Regions from separate parts of the Homo sapiens genome. Here regions 2 and 3 are each linked to region 1. A link is a loop called in an ENCODE intact Hi-C map of the cell type or tissue named here. Cell type or tissue: PC-3. All regions are shown on one strand. Each heading gives the region's core, and the rest is flanking DNA. Links, peaks and the distances in the headings are about the cores only. Region 1 overlaps AKAP13 (A-kinase anchoring protein 13). Region 2 has its middle 62 kb from the start of MIR7706. Region 3 has its middle 83 kb from the start of MIR7706.

Evidence for each region. Hi-C counts contacts between places; a loop is a spot of excess contacts. Peaks named below come from ENCODE experiments on the same cell type or tissue, not always from the same donor. Only the 100,000 strongest peaks of a DNase experiment are listed, where the experiment ranks them.
Region 2: it touches region 1 in a loop (2.7-fold over the local background); 9 of 110 quality-filtered maps call a loop at or near these places.
Region 3: it touches region 1 in a loop (26-fold over the local background); 48 of 110 quality-filtered maps call a loop at or near these places.

Annotation. Positions count from the first base shown.
Region 1 is chr15:85,410,768-85,418,432 of GRCh38, forward strand. The region is part of intron 1 of AKAP13 (A-kinase anchoring protein 13); the gene reads left to right. It also overlaps the pseudogene FABP5P9. Among named protein-coding and RNA genes, the nearest start is that of AKAP13, 34 kb to the left of the region's middle. RefSeq lists enhancers at 1,875-2,376, 2,330-3,529, 2,377-2,876, 2,751-3,045, 4,385-4,884. In PC-3, for the core only: a CTCF peak has its summit at 3,916 (motif pointing left); DNase peaks (open chromatin) are centred at 1,414, 2,914 and 5,224; H3K4me3 peaks cover 1,148 bases; H3K27ac peaks cover 4,987 bases.
Region 2 is chr15:85,315,215-85,322,879 of GRCh38, forward strand. No RefSeq gene overlaps it. Among named protein-coding and RNA genes, the nearest start is that of MIR7706, 62 kb to the right of the region's middle. RefSeq lists an enhancer at 3,291-3,390. In PC-3, for the core only: CTCF peaks have their summits at 2,900 (motif pointing right) and 3,106; a DNase peak (open chromatin) is centred at 3,347; H3K27ac peaks cover 2,314 bases.
Region 3 is chr15:85,293,443-85,301,107 of GRCh38, forward strand. No RefSeq gene overlaps it. Among named protein-coding and RNA genes, the nearest start is that of MIR7706, 83 kb to the right of the region's middle. In PC-3, for the core only: a CTCF peak has its summit at 3,312 (motif pointing right); a DNase peak (open chromatin) is centred at 3,349; H3K4me3 peaks cover 681 bases; H3K27ac peaks cover 758 bases.

The DNA of each region.
Region 1 (7,665 bases), core at 1,123-6,122:
TCTAGCTGGTCCAGCCCATAGAGATCATTTTCCGTTCTCAGAATGATTATGGCATTTATTTTCTGTGCTGTTTCATTGGGCAATTGATTGTAAATGGCTCTGTATTGTGTTAGCTTTTTGTGTGTTTTTAAGAAAATGTTCTGTCCCCTTTAGTTCCTTGTAGTAGTAATCATGACTTGTACTCTATACAGGTTCTACACACGTAGGTAATTGATGGATCTTCATTGATCCTATAACATTGGTTCTCCAAGTGTAGTCAGTAGACCATTGAACATTCCTGAGACTCTTTCAGTGAGTCTGTGAGGTCAACACATGAAAACATTATTTACCTTTTTATAGTGTGCAGACATTTGACCTGATAGTGCATAGTGCAAAAGCAACAATGGGTGAAGCTGCCGATGCCTTAGAATCAATCACGACAGTGAACTAAACTGAGCTCCAGTAGTCACGGTATTCATTACAGTCATGTACTGTGAGTGAGAAATAATGCCAGTTCCACTTAATGTCTGTGATGAAGTAGTGAACATTATTACTTTTATTAAATCTCAACCTTTGAGCACACATTTAAAAATGTGGGAAGAAAAGGGAAATATGCGCAAAGGAGTTCTGCACGTGGAAGTATTGTGGTTATCTTGAGGTAAAGCTCTCGTGTGATGGACATTAAGGTGAACTAACTGCTTTTTTTTTTGAGATGGAGTCTTGCTCCGTCCCCCAGGCTGGAGTGTAGTGGCACGATCTCGGCTCACTGCAAGCTCCGCTTCCCGGGTTCACGCCATTCTCCTGCCTCAGCCTCCTGAGTAGCTGGGACTACAGGCGCCCACCACCACGCCCGGCTAATTTTTTGTATCTTTCGTAGAGACAGGGTTTCACCGTGTTACCCAGGGTGGTCTCGATCTCTTGACCTCGTGATCCGCCTGCCTCGGCCTCCTGAAGTGCTGGGATTACAGGCGTGAGCCACCGCGCCCGGCCAACTAACTGCTTTTTTAAATGAAACTCCATTTTTATTTGAAGGGAGGACTTTGATAAGCTGTGGTTATCCAGAAATTGGTTATTTGGCAGATACCTTCTTGAAAATAAAGCAAGCCTTTACTTCAAGGAAGTAGTGGAGTCTTTGTTGCCAGTGATAAAATTTGAGTTTGCAAGTGAAAATCAGAAGTTTGGAAAATATGTATTCGCCACCATGAGCTTGACAGCTTTTCAGTATTTAAAAGCTTTATGAGTAAAGTAATGATATTAACAAATGTGATTTTTGATATTGTATAATGAAATGTATCTACATTTGGAAGATCTGCATAACTCAAGGAACCAGTATTTTCACAAATGATCAATGTATGATGTTACAGCAAAAATCATGCTTGGGTAAACGATTCATTCAAAGTGAAAGACCAGTCACTTTTAATGTAACAGAGTACAAAACGGTCATTGATACAGTTTCAGATTTCACATTGTGACTAACTCTTTAAGAAGCTACCACTTGTCAAGTTTTGGTGTAACATGGAAAAAGAATATTAACAACTATCCCAAAAGACTATTAAAATACTACTCCTTTTTCAAATTGGGTATCTATTTGAGGCAAAATTTTAAAAATGTACTTCCCCAAACAGTGTAACCGTTTGAATGCAGAAGCAGATAGGAGAATCCAGCTGTCTTCTATTAAGCCAGACATTAAAGAGATTTGCCAAAATGTAAAACAGTGCCACGTTCTTATTTTTGTTTTGTTTTGGAAAACATAGTTATTTTTCATAAAAGTATGTTTATTTGTAATGAGTTCATGGAATTTTAAAATGAAGTAATATTTTATAAATTTTTCAGTTTTAATTTCTAATACAATAAAGTACCAATAAATATAACCCACATAACAAAAGCTCTTTGGGATTCTCAGTTTTTAAGAGTAAAAAGGAGGGAGCTCAGGCAACCAAGAACTTTCAAACCACTGATTATAGCTTACAATGGATTGAAATAAGCTGATCCTCATGAAATACTTTAGTTTCTTATTTGAAAATCTTTATAGAAACAACACAGAGGAAAATAATTAGTATCTGCTTTCATAATGCTGAGTTATATTTATTGGGCACTTAATATGTGCCTGACACTGCACTGAACACCGTACCTATATTATCTCCTCTAACCTTTATCTTATCCTGCAACGTATATATTACCTTAGTTTTACAAATCAGGGGGCTAAGGCACTGGCGGGTCAAGTAATTGGCCCAAGCTTATTTAAGAGGTAAGTAGTAGAGCTAAGTTTTAGACTTAGTTTAAGTTGAAATTGAAAGCCTGCGCTTTTCATCAGGATGTTCTGCTGCCTCACAGAAAAGTTTGTAAGTCGGCACTGTGTCCGCACTGCTAATTGATCCTTAGGGAAAAGTGCAGAATGCTGTTGTCTGAAGATTGTTGATGCAAGGTTGAGCAGTGGCTGAAGATCCTGCGCATGTTTTCTTTTTATCCCAGGTCACGTAGTCTTGTACTGTTTTGTGGAGCTGGATCTTTAGAAGGTGGTTCTTTCAGAACTTCAGAACAGACCGTAACTGGAAGACTGTGGGCTTAGTTTCTTATGGTTACTAGTAGTTAGTATGTGAATCTAGCTCAAGGTTGGAGAGATTTTTCAGGATGGCTGTAGTTCAGTTGTCGTTGCTTATGCTAGTTCTTTCATTTCATTCAGGGGTATAGAAACTTTAGATTGTCTGAAAATGTTATTTTCAGGAGTTTTCCCATTGGGAGACAAGGAAGTGGGGATGGAGTTGAAGTCAGGTGAAGGTGAAGAGAATAGCACCATTGCCCTGACCCCTGGCTTTTGGGTTATTGTGCTGCAAGCATCAGGTGACTGAAAAAGCAAACATGAAAGTAGAGATTCAGAGAGGGGAAGTGACTCAACCCAGGCACCCTGCACAGGAACATGTGTCATCACGGTTTCAGCTCCGGACGGTGAGATCGCAGTGTGTTCTCAGGCCCTTGTTAGGATTCTTAGCACAATAGTTGTTTCTGCTTGGTGGGTTTGTTGATTGAGAGCGCCTCAGAAGCATTTATATTCACAGTATCCCACGTGCCCTACTAACTCAACTTTATATTACATAGACAGCTACTTTAAAATTGTCTTGGTACATGTATTTTGAAATTTATATGAACAGCTTTATTTACATTATCCATTATACTCCTCTATTAAAGAATATATGTATATTTTAATTATACTTTTTTATACTCATTCAACTTTCATTGTTTTCTCCAACCTTTTTTACCACCTCAGTGGAAATGGAAATGAGAGTACCTGTTATAGCCTGAAAAGCAGAGGAAAAAAGGTGTAACTCTTTTTAAGGTTTTTCGTCATGTTTAACTTATGTGTTATTCCCAGATTTTTCTCCGATGTTCATACTGTCTCTTGAAACCAGTCTTCCTTTTTTTCAGCACTATTGTGGCCTGTGTATAATTGGTACTTGTCTTTCAGATTTGTATTCTGTAAACAGGCTTTGACGGGGCAAATTTAAACTGTTGTAAAGATTGCCTATTCATTTCTAATACATGTTTTGTGGTAGAATTGAATTGCTGATTGTGTGAAGGGTTTTTGAAAATGAGGGACAAACAAAATGAGAACTTATGAATAGTAGCACAGTAAAAAAAAATCCAAGAGGAATAAGACCACCGTGCTTTCTTTTTTCACTTCTGAACTAGTCAATAGCTTTGTATTCTGGTGATAATTAACAAGGTTTCTATACATACACAAAAATGAGGGGTAGTGAGATTTAGATGATGATATAGAGAATGAAGATGGGAAAAAATCCTCTTGGTATTAATACATATGGTATAGGTACAGAGTGTTCCTTTATGTGTATAATTTGAAAAGGGTGAGGGAGCTCCAAAATAAGATAAGGAAGTTGGTAGACTACATGTTTTGTTAATTCTTATGTTAGAGTGCCTTCTCCTGGTGTGGATGCATTTCTAAGATGAATAGTTAATTTGTTCTTGTTTCTTTTTCAAAGTCTCTTTGAGCAAATGACAAATTGAGATGTCCTAGCTTTAAGGAGAGACCATTGACATTTGCCTAATGCCTTCTCTTGTCTTAGGCTTTGCCTTGTATTAAAGAAGTATATGACTGGATGTGACTAAAATGGTCTGGGAGGAGGGTTAGTATTCTGTTTTCTAAAATGGATTCTGGGATTGTTATATGCAATTGGTGCTTTAGGATGGGAGAAAATCACCTAAGTGTAACTTCAGAATGTGAGAAAGTGTGACCTGTCAACTGTTTTGGTTGGGTTTTCTATGTTGGAGTGGTTTGTTTCTTAAATTTTGCTCTCAGGTTTGGGGTGGTAGTGAAGTTACTCTGAAAATTCATAATTTTTCTATAATTAGTAACAGCATCCCAGGAGTTTCAGAGGGAAATACCTTTAAAAAAAAATGAGATGTGACAGCACGCTGCCACGCCGACGCAGACCCCGCTCTGCACGCCAGCTCGCCCGCACCCCTCATGGCCACAGTTCAGCAGCTGGAAGGAAGATGGCGCCTGGTGGACAGCAGAGGCTTTGATGAATATGTGAAGGAGCTAGGAGTGGGAATAGCTTTGCGAAAAATGGACACAATAGCCAAGCCAGATTGTATCATCACTTGTGATGGCAAAAACCTCACCATAAAAACCGAGAGCACTTTGAAAACAACACAGTTTTCTTGTACCCTGGGAGAGAAGTTTGAAGAAACCACAGCTGATGGCAGAAAAACTCAGACTGTGTGCAACTTTACAGATGGTGCATTGGTTCAACATCAGGAGTGGGATGGGAAGGAAAACACAATAAGAAGAAAATTGAAAGATGGGAAATTAGTGGTGGACTGTGTCATGAACAGTGTCACCTGTACTCGGATCTATGAAAAAGTAGAATAAAAATTCCATCATCACTTTGGACAGGAGTTAACTAAGAGAATGACCAAGCTCAGTTCAATGAGCAAATCTCCATACCGTTTCTTTTTTTTTTTTTTTCATTACTGTGTTCAATTATCTTTATCCCAAACATTTTACATACAGCTATTTCAAAGTGTGTTGGATTAATTAGGATCATCCCTTTGGTTAATAAATAAATGTGTTTGTGCTAATAAAAAAAATGAGATGTGTATATTGATGATTATCTTTTAAAAAATAATGGGAGGTTTATGAGAGAGCTGGTGCACTTAAAGCCTGGTGGTTCAGTACGCATAACCCCTAGAGCTCAGTTTTCATGGATCAAGGCAGATTTGTAAATAGAAGAATAATGAGTCAGTATGGTAAATGTCAATGGGAAGATTCGAATGAAGTGAGATGGGAGCACAGAAGGATGGAGCAACTATATTTGCTTTGAGGAGTCAAGGAGGGAAGGACATTCTAAAATTTTGAGAGCATTAAAGAATAGGTTACTCTTTTATAATTGTAGAGTTTATTGTACTATGTATTTGCATAAATGGACACATAATATTTAGTTAAATACCTCTATTCATTGTGCAGTTTATGTTTAGCACTGTGCCAGGTTCTTGGGGAAGGAGTTAAAAAATAAAAGATGTCCTGTTTCAGTACTTTCTTGGGAGTGGGGCTACTATGTGAACAGCTTGAGTAACATTTTGTTCAAGACTCAGTTGTGGGTAGCCAGGTACTGTGGTGGACTGGTGCTTTTGTTAAGTCTGGTTTTTTTCCTCCCTGCTGGTAAGCCACTTTAGAAATGATCAGTTTCATTAATGTAAAGTCATATTTTATACCTCTACGCACTAATTCCCGTGGACATGACTGGTAGCTACGATAATTTTTGGGACTCCAGTGGTCAATGAGTATGTCTCAGGTACTTAATTTCTTCCATGGCTAACTAGTTTTTAGTGGGCAAAAGGAAATTTGAGAGAAGCTGCATAATTTGCTTTAACTTGCAGGGTGTGTTAAGTATTGAATCACATCTATTATGATTATGGAATTTTGGTGTGTGTTTGAATGTCAGAGATAGTGTTAAGGTCAGAATTCTGCTGAAAACTGACCCATCTGAAAACCAGTATGTTCACTCCATTCCACTCTTCAGCAAGGCCATAGTTTCCCTATCATGGTTCATTTCTCCTTTTCCCTGCCCATTAAAGGTAGCAAATTTTGGAGGTTCTTACACATTTGGGGTTCTTAAAATTGTTCTGTAATGTGTAAGCTCGGCTGTCCACAAATGATTATAGGATTGACATTTGTTATTTGGTGGAGTTTGATATATTAGAGTAATATAAATGTGTTATGCTTCAAAATGAAATACGGGATTTTTATTCACTAGTTTGTCTTTGTTTCATTCCTTTCCAAAAGAAAATTAATGCTTAACTTGAACAGCTGATTTTTTGCATTGTTTCCCTTAAAAGCTTGCTAGCATAGGAACAAAAGGTAACTTTTTTCTTTGCCTTTTATTGTTTTCTGATTGTTTGATATTAAGTTTTGGATTGATATTAGAAATATTAATAGTTTATCCTAGGCAGGAGCCAGCTTTCTTTAATATGTGCCAGATGAGCTTCCAGTAGTTTTTAGACTTTGAGATTTTAGAAACCTCATTTTCAGGGATGGGTGACTTCACTGCTTTTTCTTTGTCTTAATTTAAAATTGGTATGTATGACCAAAGGAATCTTTCTGATACTCACTGGTCCTTTTTGGTGGAATCGAAATAGCGTATGAGCAATGGGCGTTTAAGTTAGAAAATATTCGTTTATGTAAAAATTAACCAGAAATTACTGGAATGTAGTATTGGTCAAGGTTGTAGAGTCAAGTTAATCAGTATGATTAATGGGTATTAGGAATGGAAATGTTGCAATGTAATGACAAGTCATGAATTGTTAAAAGAACAATCTGTTGTTAGCCCATTGATAAACTTTGTGAGATACTTATTTGAGAGCAAAGTTTGAAATCTTTCTTTTGCCGATTAAACATGACTGTCATTTTGCCATTTTCTGCTGTATTCCAACCATTACGTTCTAAGTGCTCATTTATCCTCACCAGGAGCCAGTGAAGAAGGCGACATTATTCTAGTTTTACAGATGGAGAAATGCAGCTTATGTATTAAGCAGCTGATCAGGCAGCACAAAACCAAGGAAGTTATTAGTACTGGTAATTGAACCTAGATTTGTCTGGCTCCAGTCCAGTACTGTCCAGTAGAAGTATAATATCAGCCACTAGGTAATTTAAAATTTCCTAGTTGCTACATTAAAGGAGAAGTTTATTTTAATATTTTAATTCAATATATAAAAGTTCATTTTGACGTAATTATAAAATTGAGATATTTTACATTTTTACATTCTTTTTGTACCATCTTCATTATTTATTATTATTATTATTATCATTATTATTATTATTATTATTATTCTGAGATAGGGTCTGTCCCTGTTGCCCAGGCTGGAGTGCAGTGGCAGGATCATAGGTCACTGCAGTCTCAATCTCCTGGGCTCAAGGGACCCTCCTGCCTCAGCCTCCCGAGTAGCTGGGACTACAGGCGTGCGCCACCATGCCTGTCTAATTATTTTATATTTTGTTTTGTATAGACAGGGTCTCACTTTGTTGCCCAGGCAGGTCTCTAACTCCTGGGCTTCAGACGATCTTCCCATCTTGGCCTCCCAAAGTGCTGGGATTACAGGGGTGAGCCACCATGCCTGGCCTTTTGTACCATCTTCAAAGTCAGTGTGTGTATTTTAGATGTATAGCACATC
Region 2 (7,665 bases), core at 851-5,850, 96 kb before region 1:
CTCCCAGGGACCAAGAACCACTGTCTCCTTGAATTCTGGATGATCTGCTACTTCACAATAAGTTCCAAACTCATAAAGAGTATCCAAAGCCCCAGAGTTTGAGGGTAATCTTTGTTTCCCTCCTTGTTCAAGACAGTACATTTTACTGACCTGGTATATTCTTTATCTATTGCTGCATTGAAAATTACTCCAGTTGGGCTACAGTCAACACAAGGTTCAACTGGGACAAGATATACTTCCAAACTCATCCGGTGGCTGTTGGCAGGTTTCACTTCCTTTTGGGCCGTTGGGCTGAGGACCCAGTTCTCTGCTGGATGCTGACTAGAAGCTGCCCTGGATTTCTTGCCTTGCAGGTTCCTCCAACATGGCAGCTGGTTTCAGCATCAAAGCACACAAGCCAAGAAGTCAATAGAGAGGAGAAAGCAGCAGCAAGAGAGATTCCTAGCAAAGTAGAAATCACAACCTCTTGCAACCTCATCATGAAAGTGACATCCCATTGCTTTTGTCATATTCCATTCATGAGAAGCAGGTCAATAGGTCTGGCCTGAACACAAGGGGAGGAGCTTACCTAAAGAGGTAAGGACCAGGAGTTAGAGAGCACTGCAATATATCTTAGGAGTCTGCCTACCGCACGAGGCCTCACCATCAGTCCAAAAGTCCCCTTCAGTTTTTCCCAGGAGATCTAGCAGGACCTCAGGCAACCTGGACTTCAAATGACCCCTTCTGCTATCCCTAGTTCTATATGTAGCAGCCCAGACACATTAATTTCTACTTTCCAAAGTTGTTCTTCTGTCCTCTACTTGTCACACCATCAAATTTAGTTTGGGCTTTCAGAGAATGAAAATGGCAGACAGACAAAAGGAAAGCTTATCTGAAGTTTAAGATTTTAAGGATGCTGCCAGTTTCCAAAAGCAATTCTACCCTGGTAAAATAAAATCCTTATTCTGCTCGTCCAGGACACTTGACCCAGAGCCCAACAAGGCGGTATTCCCGTTCACACTCACTGAAGCCACTCTGTCTTCCTGCAAGAGTTATCTTGGCCCTAGTCTGTAGCTCATCTCCTACAGGGGCACTTAAAAGGAAACAACAGTTCTTGGTCCAAAGCAATAAAGAGACAAGTGAGTCATAACAGTCTGGGTTCTTCACCAGCATAAGCGCTTCCATGAATCGCCTCTATAAAAACCCTGCCCTTCTAGCCCAAGCCGTGTTCCAAGTTCCAAAACCTTCCATTCAAGGGTTTTATAACTCAGCCCTGTGCTCAGAAATGTCACTGCACATAAGAGGGCCTTTGATCTCTGGCCATACCCAAGCCCATAGTCTGCAGCGAAGCGTGCTTTGATAACTATCTAAAGAGAAAAGCACTTTGGTTTCCTCTCATCTATTTCTATTCTACTTTTAATAAGCTGCTTAGCTTCAGGCGTCTGCCCTCTGCCCTCCAAGCTTCATCTCAACCAGAAGTAAAACAGGCTTGTGGTTGTGTGCTTTGAGAGCTCATGAAATAACAATAGTGGTAGCAAACACCAATAAAGGGCTTACTACGTGCCAGGCACCATCCTAAGTAGTTTCTGTAGGTTATCCTATGTAGGTTTTCACAGATGAGGAAATGGAAGCATAGAAAGGCACTGAGTGACTAGCTTTCTGATGAAGTCACAGTCAGAGAAACAGAGCCAGAAGTTAAAATCAAGCAACGCATCTCCAAAATGCATCTTACCCCTGTGCAATGAAAGAGAATACAAGCCCCCTCAGAGAAGGGAAAATATGAAGTCAGAAATACGAGTATTTCTTTAATAAGAGAGAAGATTTGCAGCAAACTCCTTCAATCTAGAAACACTTTCTTTTTCCAGGTACTGTGTTAGAAATCCCTTCAGTAGGAAAACTAAATGGGCAAGTCTTTAAACCAAACCAAAATGTTTCCTGAGCTTTCAATGAATCAAATTGAACTCAAGGCCCCAAGTCTGAATAAATTATGCCCTAAGATCTGTCAGAAGCAGTAGATTTCTTCTATTGGGTTTTTCTTCCATTCGATATAAAGACATAAGCGCTCTGTTGCTGCCCAATTGCTTTATTAAAAAAAAAACATATATATATATATATATATATATATATATATATATTTGAGACGGAGTCTCGCTCAGTCGACCGGGCTGGAATGCAGTGGCAGGATGTTGGCTAAGTGCAACCTCTGCCTCCCACGTTCAAGTGATTCTTCTGCCTCAGTCTCCCAGGTAGCTGGGATTACAGGCTCCCACGACCACGCCCAGCTAATTTTTGTATTTTTAGTAGAGATGAGGTTTCACCATGTTGTCCAGGCTGGTCGCAAACTCCTGACCTCAAGTGATCTGCCCACCTCAGCCTCCCAAAGTACTGGGATTACAGGCATGAGCCACCATGCCCGGTACAGAAACTTTCTTACTCATTTGAATTGAAAACTTCTATGTTTTTAAAGCATATTTTCATTAAGTGTGGAAATTCATAAAATACGGTTAGGTAGGAAGACGATGTTCACAAATTAGGTTTATAATCTATCATTTCAAACTTCGCTGTATTCAAAAATTAGTTATCTAAAATTAACTCCAGAGAAGTTTGTATGTACAAATAGTTGTTATAACAAAAGCTACCTTTCTTTTCTCAATCCGTGTCATGTGGATCTAAGCCCCTGCCTCAGAAATGGGGTGGGCATGTGTGTCCTCTTGGTGAGACCACTCTACCGCCCTAGCCAATGTGATTGCTTCAGAGATGGTTACATAGCCCTAGCTGGACCATTAAAAGTCTCCAAACCTTTGCTGGAATTATTGAGAGAGAGAGCATTCAAAAAGAACTCAGTATATAAAAAATACTGGAGTTAATAAGCAAGTAAAATATTAACAGAAGACTGTATATGCCCCAGGCCACCAGATGGGGGAGAGTGCACCTGAAAAGAGGCCAATACAGAAGAAAGCAGATAGAAATAGCTTCCAATGATCCTGTGGGGGCCTGGATCCAGCTGTACCTGAATCTCCTCCAATGCTATGCAGTTACATATGCCAGTAAGTCTTTTTTGCCTTTAAATCTGTGCATTGGGTTTCTGCTCCTTGTAACCTAGGGAGTCCTGACTAGTTCCTAGGAGCAGGTGTGCTTCCAGATCCTGTTCAGTTGCTACTGACCACAGCAGGTAGTGTGAAATGACACCCCAGAGAGCTGTGTATTTCAATGCCACACCCACATTCTGGGTGTGCCTGTGAAAGCAATCCAGCAGCAGTGTGCACAGCTGGAGCTGACTTAAGAGCTCCTAGGAAGGCCCAACCCTACAGCTAAAGGTCATGTAAAGACGTTGTGGAGAGATAATAAACAACACACACATACGCACCCATTAGGCAAAAATACCACATATTTTCTTCTCAGAGGAAATAACCATGAGCAAAGTATGGATATGAGTCAGTAACTGACTATAATTAGGGGCTTCCCTCCCACCCCAGTAACATCTGAATCAAGGCAGAGGACATTCCAGCAGTCCAGCAGTTGGTAAAGAACTAACCACATCTTTCTTGATGTTTCCTGTGACTCGATCCTTGCAGAACAGGGCACTGCAAGTCAGAAAATAGCTTCCTAGGAGAATTTAATACTAAGGAATTGGGAGTTTCCTCCGTCTATCAGAACCAAAATCATTCTACCTTAAGCCTTGGGGTTTGGAGCTCAACATAACCCAAGCATCCACTCTAGGAATCCCCCATCTGCTGCATAACTTTGGGTCCATTTGTATTTCAAAACTCTATTATGACTAGATATCCATATGCAGAAGAATGAAACTAGGCCCCTATCTCTCACCATATATAAAAATCAAATCAGCCAATTGCAGTGGCTCATGCCTGTAATCCCAGCACTTTGGGAGGCCGAGGCGGGCGGATCACCTGAGGTCGGGAGTTCGAGACTAGCTTGACCAACATGGAGAAACCCTGTCTCTACTAAAAATGCAAAACTAGCTGGGCGTGGTGGCACATGCCTGTAATCCCAGCTATGCAGGAGGCTGAGGCAGGAGAATCGCTTGAACCCAGGAGGCAGAGGTTGCGGTGAGCCGAGATCATGCCATTGCACTCCAGCCTAGGCAACAAGAGCGAAACTCAGTCTCAAAAAAAAAAAAAAATCAAATGAAAATGGATTAAAGACTTACATCTAAGACCTGAAGCCATAAAACTACTAAAAGAAAACACTGGGGAAATGTTCCAGGACATTGCTCTGGGCAAATGTTTCCTGAGTAAGACCTTAAAAGCACAGGCAACCAAAGCAAAAGTGGACAACTGGGAACATCTCAAGCTAAAAAGTTTCTGCACAGCAAAAGAAACAATCAACAAAGTGAAGAGACAACTCACAGAGGGGAGAAAATATCTGCAAACTACCCATCTGACAAAGGATTAATAACCACAATATATAAGGAGCTCAAACAACTCTATAGCAAAAAAAGAAAAATCCAATTTAAAAATGGGCAAAAGATCGGAATAGACATCTCTCGAAAGAAGACATACAAACGAGGCTGGGCACCATGGTTCACGCCTGTAATCCCAGCACTTTAGGACGTCAGGGCGGGCAGATCGCTTGAGGTCAGGGGTTCGAGACCAGCCTGGCCAATATGGCAAAATCCCCATCTCTACTAAAAATACAAAAATTACCTGGGCGTGGTGGCATGTGCCTGTAATCCCAGCCACTCAGGAGGCTGAGGCAGGAGAATTGCCTGAACCTGGGAGGTGAAGGTTGCAATGAGTTGAGATCACACCACTGCTCTCCAACCTGGGCAATGGAGCAAGACCCTGTCTCAAAAAAAAAAAAAAAAAAGACATATAAATGACCAACAGTTATATGAAAAAATCCTCAATCTCATTACTCATAAGAGAAATGCATATCAAAACTACAATGAGATATCACCTCACCCCAGTTAAAATAGCTCTTATCCAAAAGACAGGCAGTAATGAATGTTGGCAAGGATGTGGAGAAAGGGAAACCCTCATTCACTGGTGGTGAGAATGCAAATTAGTACAGACAAGGTGGAGAACAGTATGAAGGTTTCACAAAAAATCTAAAAATATAATTACCATACGATCCAGCAATCCCACTGTTGGGTATACACCCAAAGAAAGGAAAGCAATATATCGAAGAGATATCTACACTCTTATGCGCTCTTATCTGCACTTACGTTTATCGCAGCACTATTCACAGCCAAGGTAGAGAATCAACCTAAATGTTCACCAACAAATGAATGGATCAAAAAATGTGATACATATACACAATGGAATATTATTTGGCCATGAAAAAAGAATGAGATACTGTCATCTGCAACAATACGGATGGAACTGGAGGACATTATGTTAGGTGAGATAAGCTAGGCACAAAAAGACAAATATCACATGTTATCACTCATATGGGGGAGCAGAAAAAAAATTGAACTCTTGGAGATAGAGAGTAGAAGGATGGTTACCAGAGGCTGGGAAGGGTAGTGGGGTCAGGGACAAAGATGAGTTGGTCAATGGGTAAAAAATACAGTTAGGTAAAAAAAATGAGATCTAGTGTTTGACATCACAATAGGGAAACAATAGCTAACAATAATTATTTCATATTTCAAAATCAATGAAAGAGTAGAATTGGAATGTTCCTAACACAAAGAAATGATAAATGTTTGAAGTGATGGATATCCCAGTTACCCTGATTTGATCATTACACATTATATGCTTGTATCAAAATATCACATGTATCCCCGTAAATACATACAGCTATTATGTATCCATAAAAATTAAAAATAATTTTTAAAAACTGTATTACAATATAGATAATAGACAAAAATGTATTAAATGTATATGTACACTTTCATTTGAGACAGGGTCTCAGTTGCCCAGGCTGCAGTGCAGTGATGCAATCTTGGCTCACTTGCAGCCTCAACTTTCTGTGCTCAAGCGACCCTCCCACCTCAGCCTCCCAAGTAGCTGGGACTACAGGCACATGCCACCACACCCAGCTAATTTTTGCATTTTTTGTAGAAATGGGATTTTTCCATGTTGCTCAGGCTGGTCTCAAACACCTGAACTCAAGCGATCTGCCGGCTCCGGCCTCCCAAAGTGTTGGGATTACAGGCGTGAGCCACCAGGCCCAACCTACACTTTCAAAATAGTACGAATTACACAACAATGTACCCATCACCTAGGCTGAGAAATATTAATACATTATAAGTCATTTTAAAGTCTACTCCCTGCCCTTCCCTAATTACACCCTGTTCTCCCTCACTCCCCAGAGAATTAACCACTGTTCTGACTTTAATGTTAAGCATTCCTTTGCATTTTATTAAGTTGTAGCACAAATGTATGTATCCCTAAAAAATAATTGTTTCATTTTGAAAAACTCAGTAGTCAGCACAACCCTAGCCCTGTAAAGAACAGATAATATCGGCTGGGTGCGGTGGCTCACGGCTGTAATCCCAGCACTTTGGGAGGCTGAGGCGGGCGGACGACGAAGTCAGGAGATGGAGACCATCCTGGCCAACACGGTGAAACCCCATCTCTACCAAAAATGCAAAAAACGTTAGCCAGGCGCGGTGGCGGGCGCCTGTAGTCCCAGCTACTCGGGAGGCTGAGGCAGGACAATGGCGTGAACCCGGGAGGCGGAGCTTGCAGTGAGCCGAGATCGCACCACTGCACTCCAGCCTGGGACACAGAGCGAGACTCTGTCTCAAAAACAAAACAAAACAAAAAAAACAGATAATATCACCACTTTTAGATGAAGGCTTCCAAGAAAAGAAAAGCTGAAGAAGTCTCCAGGTCACGCTCTGTCTCCAGCTGCCCTGAATGTTTATGAGAGCCCCTTCCGGTGAAGTCGTAGGGCCAGGCATACCAGTGAGTCCTCAGTAACAGGGCTTGCCACAATTGGGCCATCAGACAGGACTGTCCTGTGGGTCAGGCAAAGGATGTCTAGCATTCTGAATGGATGGACTGTACTCTGAATTGAGTATTTTCTGCTTCTAAACCTGCCGTGACCTGACCCCAGTACTTGCCAACTAGCCTTCAGGAGTCAGTGAAAACAGAAAAATTCTGTGGGGTGAAATAAATGACCTTAGAAGGTCTAAGCAGCAGTGATGTAGGAATTTCATCAATATGTGGTCAAGACAAGATTAGAAGCTAATATGAAACCCAGGCATGCTTTCCTAAATTGAAAAAAAAGTAAATGTCAGCAGGGGAATTGTGGATGACAGCACTCAATCTGTCTCTCTAGTCTACTCTTCTAATCTGCACCACTGGCACAGCCCTCATTCTGGGATCTTCTCATCCTCCAGGGGACTCTCTTCTAACTGGATCTCCTAATTCCTCTTAAGAAAGGTTGCCTAAGACCCAGTTTTACAGATTTTACACACCTGAAAAAGTAGTTTTTCACCTCTCAAATTGAAGTGATAGTTTACATATAGAATTCTAGAATGGAAATAATTTTCCTTCTGAATTTGGAAGGCACTGCTCTATTATTTTCTTATCTTCAAGGTTGTGATTAAAAAGTTCAAAGCCACTTTTGTTACCAATCCTTTGTATGATAAATACAAAAAAAGATAAAGTTTTTTCCTTTCAAAGATTGTAGAAACTTATTTGTTCCCAGTGTTCTGAAACTTCACAACAGGTGCATTGTTGTAAATCTCTCTTTACTCATTTTGTTGTAAATTCA
Region 3 (7,665 bases), core at 1,127-6,126, 120 kb before region 1:
ATCTTCTCCCTCAAGGAGTTCCCAGGATCCTGAGGAAGATGGGACTCTAAACAAAGAGCAGCAACACTGCGCTGGTAAATAAGAGAGCACAGTGCGACTGCAGTGAAAAGGAGAAGGGCACTCAGTCCCTAGATTGATCGGGGAAGATAACAGAGGCTGGGACATTCGAACTGAGTCTTACAGTACAGGAGCCTGAGAACAACTTCTTTCTCCTGCCCCAAATCTTTACAAATGGAGAACGACTTGTTTAAGCCTATAGCTACCCTAGAAAGGAAAAAGGAGTGCCCTTGGTGGGTGGGTATATTAGTCCATTTTTGCACTGCGATAAAGAAACACTTGAGACTGGGAAATTTATAAAGAAAAGAGGTTTAATTGGCTCATGGTTCTGCAGGCTGTATAGGAAGCACAGCGGCTTCTGCTTCTGGGGAGCCTTCAGGAAGCTTCCAATCATGGCGGAAGGTGAAGGGAGACAGAGGCACTTCAAATGGCCGGAGCAGGAGGGAGACAGCGGGGAGGTGCTACATACCTTTAAACAACCAGATCTCGTGAGAATTCTGTCACGAATACAGCACCAAAGGAATGGTGCTAAACCATTTATGAAGGATCCACTCCCGTGATCCAGTCACCTTCCACCAGGCCCCACCTCCAACACTGGGGATTACAATTTGATACAAGACTTTTGCAGGGGGATAAATCCAAACTACATCAGTGGGTAACTATGGTAAACAGCCCAAATGCAAGGGGTATTCAAGTGAAGAAGACACCCACAGCCTGAAATGTACTCAGAAAGCTGCTGCAGCACTTATGGGCATATACCCCAAAGAATGGAAAGCGGGAATTCAAAGAGATACTTGTACACCTATGTTCATGGCGGACTTACTCACAATAGCCCACAGGGTGGAAGCAAACTGAGTGTCCACCAACAGAAGAATGGATAAACCAAACGTGGTACATGCATACAATGGAATATTATGCAGCTTAAGAAAGAAATCCTGGCACAGGCTACCACATGGAAGAATCTTCGAAACATGATGCTAAGTGAAATAAGCCAGTCAGAAAAGGACAAATACTGTGTGATTTCACTTACATGAAGCACCTACAGTAGTTGAATTCATAAGACAGAAAGTAGAAGATGGTTTCCAGAGGCCTGGGGAGGGGAATGGGGAACAAGATCCCATTCATGTAAGGGAGATAAAACACTAAACAAGACTATGCTCCCATAGGAACACCCATATTTCCTAGAAGATCTGGAAGCATACTCCTGACTGAGGTTGTCTTTGGGGAAAAGCTTGAAACCTGTAGTAAAAGGAATGTTTAGCATTACCTGAGTGTCTGGATTTTTTAATACCAAGAATGTATTTGGGCATTCATACAAGAATAACTTCAGTTTAAATGAGAAAAGTTGGCTAGGTGCAGTGGCTCACACCTGTAATCGCTGTGCTTTGGGAGGGTGAGACAGGAGGATTCCTTGCAACATAGCAAGACTTTGTCTCCACAAAAATAAAAAATAATTAGCCAGATGTGGTGGCACATGCCTGTAGTCCCAGCTACTTGGGAGGTTGAGGCAGGAGGATTGCTTCAGCCCAGCTTTTCAAGGCTGCAGTGAGCTATGATCTCACTACTGCACTCCAGCCTGGGCGACAGAGTGAGACCCTGTCTCAAAAAAAAAAAAAAAAAAAAAAAAAAAACAGAGAGAGAGAGAGAGAAAAGGATGGCACAATAGTTTCTTAGTCTTAACCACACGCGTTAACAAAAATAGTAGGGTCTATTTTATTTGACAACACCCACCAAAAGTTCAAGTTCTATTAGTTTTCATATACTTAAAAAAAATGTTTCCCTCGGAAACATCACCTTGACATATCTTGGGGGAAACATAGAACGTGGAGAATTGTTTCTGTTGCTCTCCCCCACCCCACTCCATGCCAACATTCTGCATCTCTGTGCTGAACATCAGGGAGCCACCGGCCTTGTCAGCCTTCACATTAGGCCTGCCCTCTCCCTGCTGCAGATCAGCAGCCTGTCTCGGCCTGTTGGAACTCTCCCTTAGTGTGTTGGAGACGTTGAGACATTGTGACAAAAGTATGGAACCAGGAGTCAAGGAAGCTTCAGTCCTGGCTCGGGCTACTTATTTTTTGTTCAAAGTTAGCTTTTCATTTAAATGTCTGTGTTTCTGTTTCCTTGTTTAAAAAATGTTATAATATATGGCTATCGTAAAGTTGTTGCAAAAACTCAAAGGAGAATACAGACATTTAAGATAGTCTGCATGGGCCGGCATGACGGCTCACGCCTGAAATCTCAGCACTTTGGGAGGCTGAGGTGGGAGGATTTCTCGAACCCAGGAGGAGGCTAGGCTACACTGAGCCATGTTCATGCCACTGCACCCCAGCCTGGAGCCTGGGTGACAAGGCAAGACTTTATCTCAAAAAAAAAAAAAGACTTTTTTTTTTTTAAGTTCTGGGATACATGTGCAGAACCTGCATGTTTGTTACATAAGTATCCATGTGCGGCCGGGCGCGGTGGCTCACGCCTGTAATCCCAGCACTTTGGGAGGCCGAGGCGGGTGGATCACGAGGTCAGGAGATCGAGACCATCCTGGCTAACACGGTGAAACCTCGTCTCTACTAAAAATACAAAAAGAAATTAGCCGGGCGTGGTGGCGGGCACCTGTAGTCCCAGCTACTCGGAAGGCTGAGGCAGGAGAATGGCGTGAACCCGGGAGGCGGAGCTTGCAGTGAGCCGAGTTTGCGCCACTGCACTCCAGAGCCTGGGAGACAGAGCGAGACTCTGTATCAGAAAAAAAAAAAAAAAAAAAAAAAGTATCCTTGTGCTATGGTGGTTTGCTGCACCTATCAACCTGTCATCTTGGTTTTAATTCCCGTATACATTAGGTATTTGTCCTAATGCTCTCCCTCCTCTTGCCCCCTACCCCCCAACAGGCCCGTGTGTGATGTTTTCCTCCCTGTGTCCATGTGTTCTCATTGTTCAACTCCCGCTTATGAGTGAGAACACACAGTGTCTGGTTTTCTGTTCCTGTCTTAGTTTGCTGAGGATGATGGTTTCCAGCTTCATCCACGTCCCTGCAAAGGACATGAACTCATTCTTATAAAAAAGACATTTAGTCTTTGGGAAATAAATACTGAAGATTAGCTTCAAATGGACAGTGGTTTGGATGTGATTCTTGCATCTCTGACTAAATCGTAAACTTATCCAAGTCATTGTCCACTGTGGCTCCCACAAAGCTTTCAGGCCTGTCTTCCTTGGTGATCTTGCTTTGATGTGCTATGAAAGACTGTCCCAGCAGATGGCAGAAGAGAACTGAGTCAGGAAAAACCAGCCTGGGTATTTCAGTGTGCACTGTGCACTGGGTAAAGCTTCTGCACCTTAATGTCCCTGCCGCGGTAGCGCTACACGTCGACTTCACAATCGCTGCTGAACTTCCCTAATAAAGGTGGGTCAGCAAAGGCGTGAGGGTTACCACTCTATCCAAACACCATGTCACTGAGACTCACTTAGGAAGAACATTCATTTCCTGAGTACTTCCGTAGTACTGGAAACGGGGATGAATACAAAATAGTCCCTGTCCCCACAGAATTCATAGTCCAGCTGAGATCAAATAAGGACAGAACAATTTGCATTTTGCCGGGCTGTCCTCTAATGACAATAATTTCCTGAATGTTTTCAGGTTGCCTGTTTTAGCCATATGTTCTTCTCTGGCCGCTTCTCTCCAGCCCCAGCCTCAAGTCCAACTCATGATCTCTGGCCTAGGATACAGCAACAACCTCCTAAGGGAGCTGCCTCTGCTCTTATCCACCTCCAGTTTATTCTCACCGCATAGACAAGATAATGTTTTAAAAATGCAAATGCGATTACACTGTATACCACCTACTCAAAAGATCTAATGGCTTTGTATTGACCTCATAATAATACCCCTGCCCTTAATCTTACTTAAAAGGCTTTTTGTGATCCGATCCCTGTTTTTCTTCTCCTAACTTATCTCACCCTCTCCTCCTGCAATCAACTCAAGAGGCTGACTTTCAGTTTCCCAAATGATTTTTATCCCCTACCAGATTTGCCCAAATTGCTTTTCTCTCTACCTAGAATGCCTTAAAACTAAAACTCACTCCCTCCCATCTACCCATCCTCCTTAACTTGGCTAACTAGTATTTATTCTTCTGCTCTCAGGTTAGATATCCTTTCTTTTGGGAAACTATCCCTGACAGTATAAGGCTGGGCTGAATAATCCTCCTGAGTACTCCAGAGCACCCTCTGCTTCCATTCCCCTCGCATTTACCGTATTTCTTCGTAATGAGTTTGCGTATCTTCCCCTGTCTACTGTAAATTCCTGGCACATGAGGACTTCCTCTCGCACAACAATGTATCCCCATTTCTTGACACAGTTCTTGGTACAGAGCCGCACTCGATCAAAACTTATCAAGTAAATGAATAAATCAATCATAAAACACAATTGATACCATCCAAGAAGTCATAAAATTCTTGGGGCACAAGGTCTTAGGAGAGTAGATCTTTCTGTGTGTATCAGCCATATCCCTTTTTTTTTTTTTTTTTTTGAGATGGATTCTCTCTCTGTCACCCAGGCTGGACTGCAGTGGCACTATCTCGGCTCACTGCATCCTCCACCTCCCGGGTTCAAGCGATTCTCCTGCCTCAACCTCCTGAGTAGCTGGGACTACAGCCACCCCCCACCACACCCAGCTAATTTTTCAATTTTTAGTAGAGATGGGGTTTCGCCATGTTGGCCAGGTTGGTCTTGAACTCCTGACCTCATGATCTGCCCACCTTGGCCTTCCAATGTGCTGGGATTACAGGTGTGAGCCACCATGCCTGGCCAGCCATATCCCTTTTCATCAAGATGTTGTCAACCATACGCTCTCAAATCAAGTTGTGACCAGGTGCGGTGGCTCACGCCTGTAACCTCAGCACTTTGGAAGGCCAAGGCAGGAGGATTGCTTGGGCTCAGGAGTTCAAGACCAGCCTGGGCAGCATAGGGAGATCCCATCTCTACAAAAATCATTTAAAAATACTAGCTGGGCGTGATAGCATGCACCTGTGGTCCCAGCTACTCAGGCGGCTGAGGGGGGAGAATCATCTGACCCCAGGAGGTCAAGGCTACAGTGAGCCATGATTGCACCACTGCCCTCCAACCTGAATGACAGAGCAAGACCCTGTCTCAAAATAACCAAACAGAACAAAGACAAGTCGTTGTTGTTTTATGCAAACAGGCTTTGAACTTGGAGCAAGTCACCTAGTCAATCTTCTTATCCACAGCAAAGGAGTTCTGAAACAAACAAACAAACAAACAAAAGCAATTTTTACCTTTCACAGTGTTTCTTGTGTCATCCCAGATGGTTAAAATGAAAAGGCTTTAATGAAGGGACTATTCACAGAGTTTCTGGACTGGATAAGGTAACAAACAAGGTATGGTAGGACACCTAGAGACTAGCAATGGTGAGAAGCTATTACTACCCTCCCCGCTTCCAGGGCCTATTGAGACAAGGGAAGGAAACACTTATCAGAGCCCAGTGAGTAAGAGTTGTACCTAGGATGCAGCTACAGTTAGATATAGCATGCCAAAGCAGGAAGAGAGCTGGAAAGAGCTACCCTGACCTCTGCTGAATCCCACCCTCCCATCTTCCCACAGAGCCTCCCACTGGCTGAACCCCAAAAGCCAGCTAGGAAGAAAGCCTGGACAGTGCAGTCCACTGGATTCAGTGGAGCAGGGAAGAGCATGAAACTGGGAGGGACCCTAGGCCCACAAATAACCAGCATCACACATTACGCATTGTCTTCCTGCTATGACAGATGAGGACTCAGCTCCCTTACCTGCAACCCCCCACTCAATATAGTTCTGGCACTATTTTTAGTAGCTGTATTTTAATAAGCACCTCAGCCAGCACCTGTGAAAGCAGGACTGCATCCTCTCTATGTCCTTAGAAAAATGTAATTAAGAAATAGAAAATACAGAGATTTAATTATCAAATAATTTAAATGCACAGAAAAATCCAGAAATAAATATAACAGACACCCATTTGTGGTCAACCCAGATGTAACACATTAACTTTTAGTTATGTGTTGTTTCAGAATTGTTATTTTCTGTTTTTTAAGGAAAAAATTGCAGATACAGTTAAGATCACTCTCATAGGCCGGGTGCAGTGGCTCATTCCTATAATCCCAGCAGTTAGGGAGGCCGAGGCAGGCAGATCACTTGAGGCTGGGAGCTCAAGACCAGCCTGGCCAACATGGTGAAACCCTGTCTTCACTTAAAAAAAAAAATACAAAAATTAATCAGGAGTGGTGGCACACACCTGTAATTCCAGTTACTTGGGAGCCTGAGGCACAAGAATCACTTGAACCTGGGAGGTGGAGGTTGCAGTGAGCTAAGATTGTGCCACTGCACTCCAGCCGGGGCGACGGTGTGAGACCCTGTCTCAAAAAAAAAAAATTTACTCTCATCTCTTTCTCCCATTCCTGCCCTCTCTCATCTCCAGAAATAAACACTATCATTAAGTTGGTGTGTATTATTGCATCTATAATTTTGCTACATATATTTGTATCTATAAACAATATACAACGTTGTTTTATGTCATTTTTTAAATTTACAAACGGGTCCCTTACTATGATATCTTTTTGGATCTTATTTTATAAACGCAGTACAATGTGTCTGAGACTTGTTTGTGTTGATACATATAGATCTGATTAGTTTGTTTTGACTTCTATATGGTTTTATATTTTATACATACTTATATTCCCTGCGATTGGCAATATAGTGAAATATATTTTCACTATTTATTTTGTGTATTTCTACTTTTATGCTTTTCGTTTCCTTGCCCTTTTTTGGAAAAGGGAGGGTATCTTGTTTTCTTTATTCCCTCTCTTTTCCCCTAACCATTTAAGAAGTTATAGATTTTTTTTTTCTTATCTTAAATTTTAGAATGGGCTTGGTGGCTCATGCCTATAAACCCAGCACTTTGGGAGGCTGAGGTGGCCAGATGGTTTGAGCCCAGGAGTTCGAGACCAGTGTGAGCAACATGACAAAACACCATCTCTACAAAAAAAAAAAAAAAAACAAACCACAAAAATTAGCTAGGTGTGATGGTGCACACCTGTAGTCCCAGCTACTCAGGAGGCTGAGGCAGGAGGATCTCTTAAGCCTTACAGGCTGCAGTGAGCCAAAATCTCACCACTGCACTCCAGCCTGGGCAACAGATTAAGACCCTATCTCTAAATAAATAAATAAATAAATAATAACACAAATTTAAAAATAAAAATAATCTTAACATTTTAACATGCATGAATTACAAAGAAAATATTAGGATATTAAAATGTTATAGTTCTGCAGCTGGGCACGGTAGCTCATGACTGTAGTACTATCGCTTTGGGAGGCTGAGGCAGGTGGATCATTTGAGGTCAGGAGTTCACGACCAGCCTGACTAACACGGTGAAACCCCGTCTCTACTAAAAACACAAAAAATCAGCGGGGCATGGTGGCCAGCGCCTGTAATCACAGCTACTCGGGAGGCTGAGGCAGGAGAATCGCTTGAACCTGGGAGGCAGAGGTTGCAGTGAGCCTAGATTGCACCACTACACTCCAGCCTGGGCAACAAGAGCAACACTCTATCTCAAAAAAAAAAAAAATTATTTCTGAAC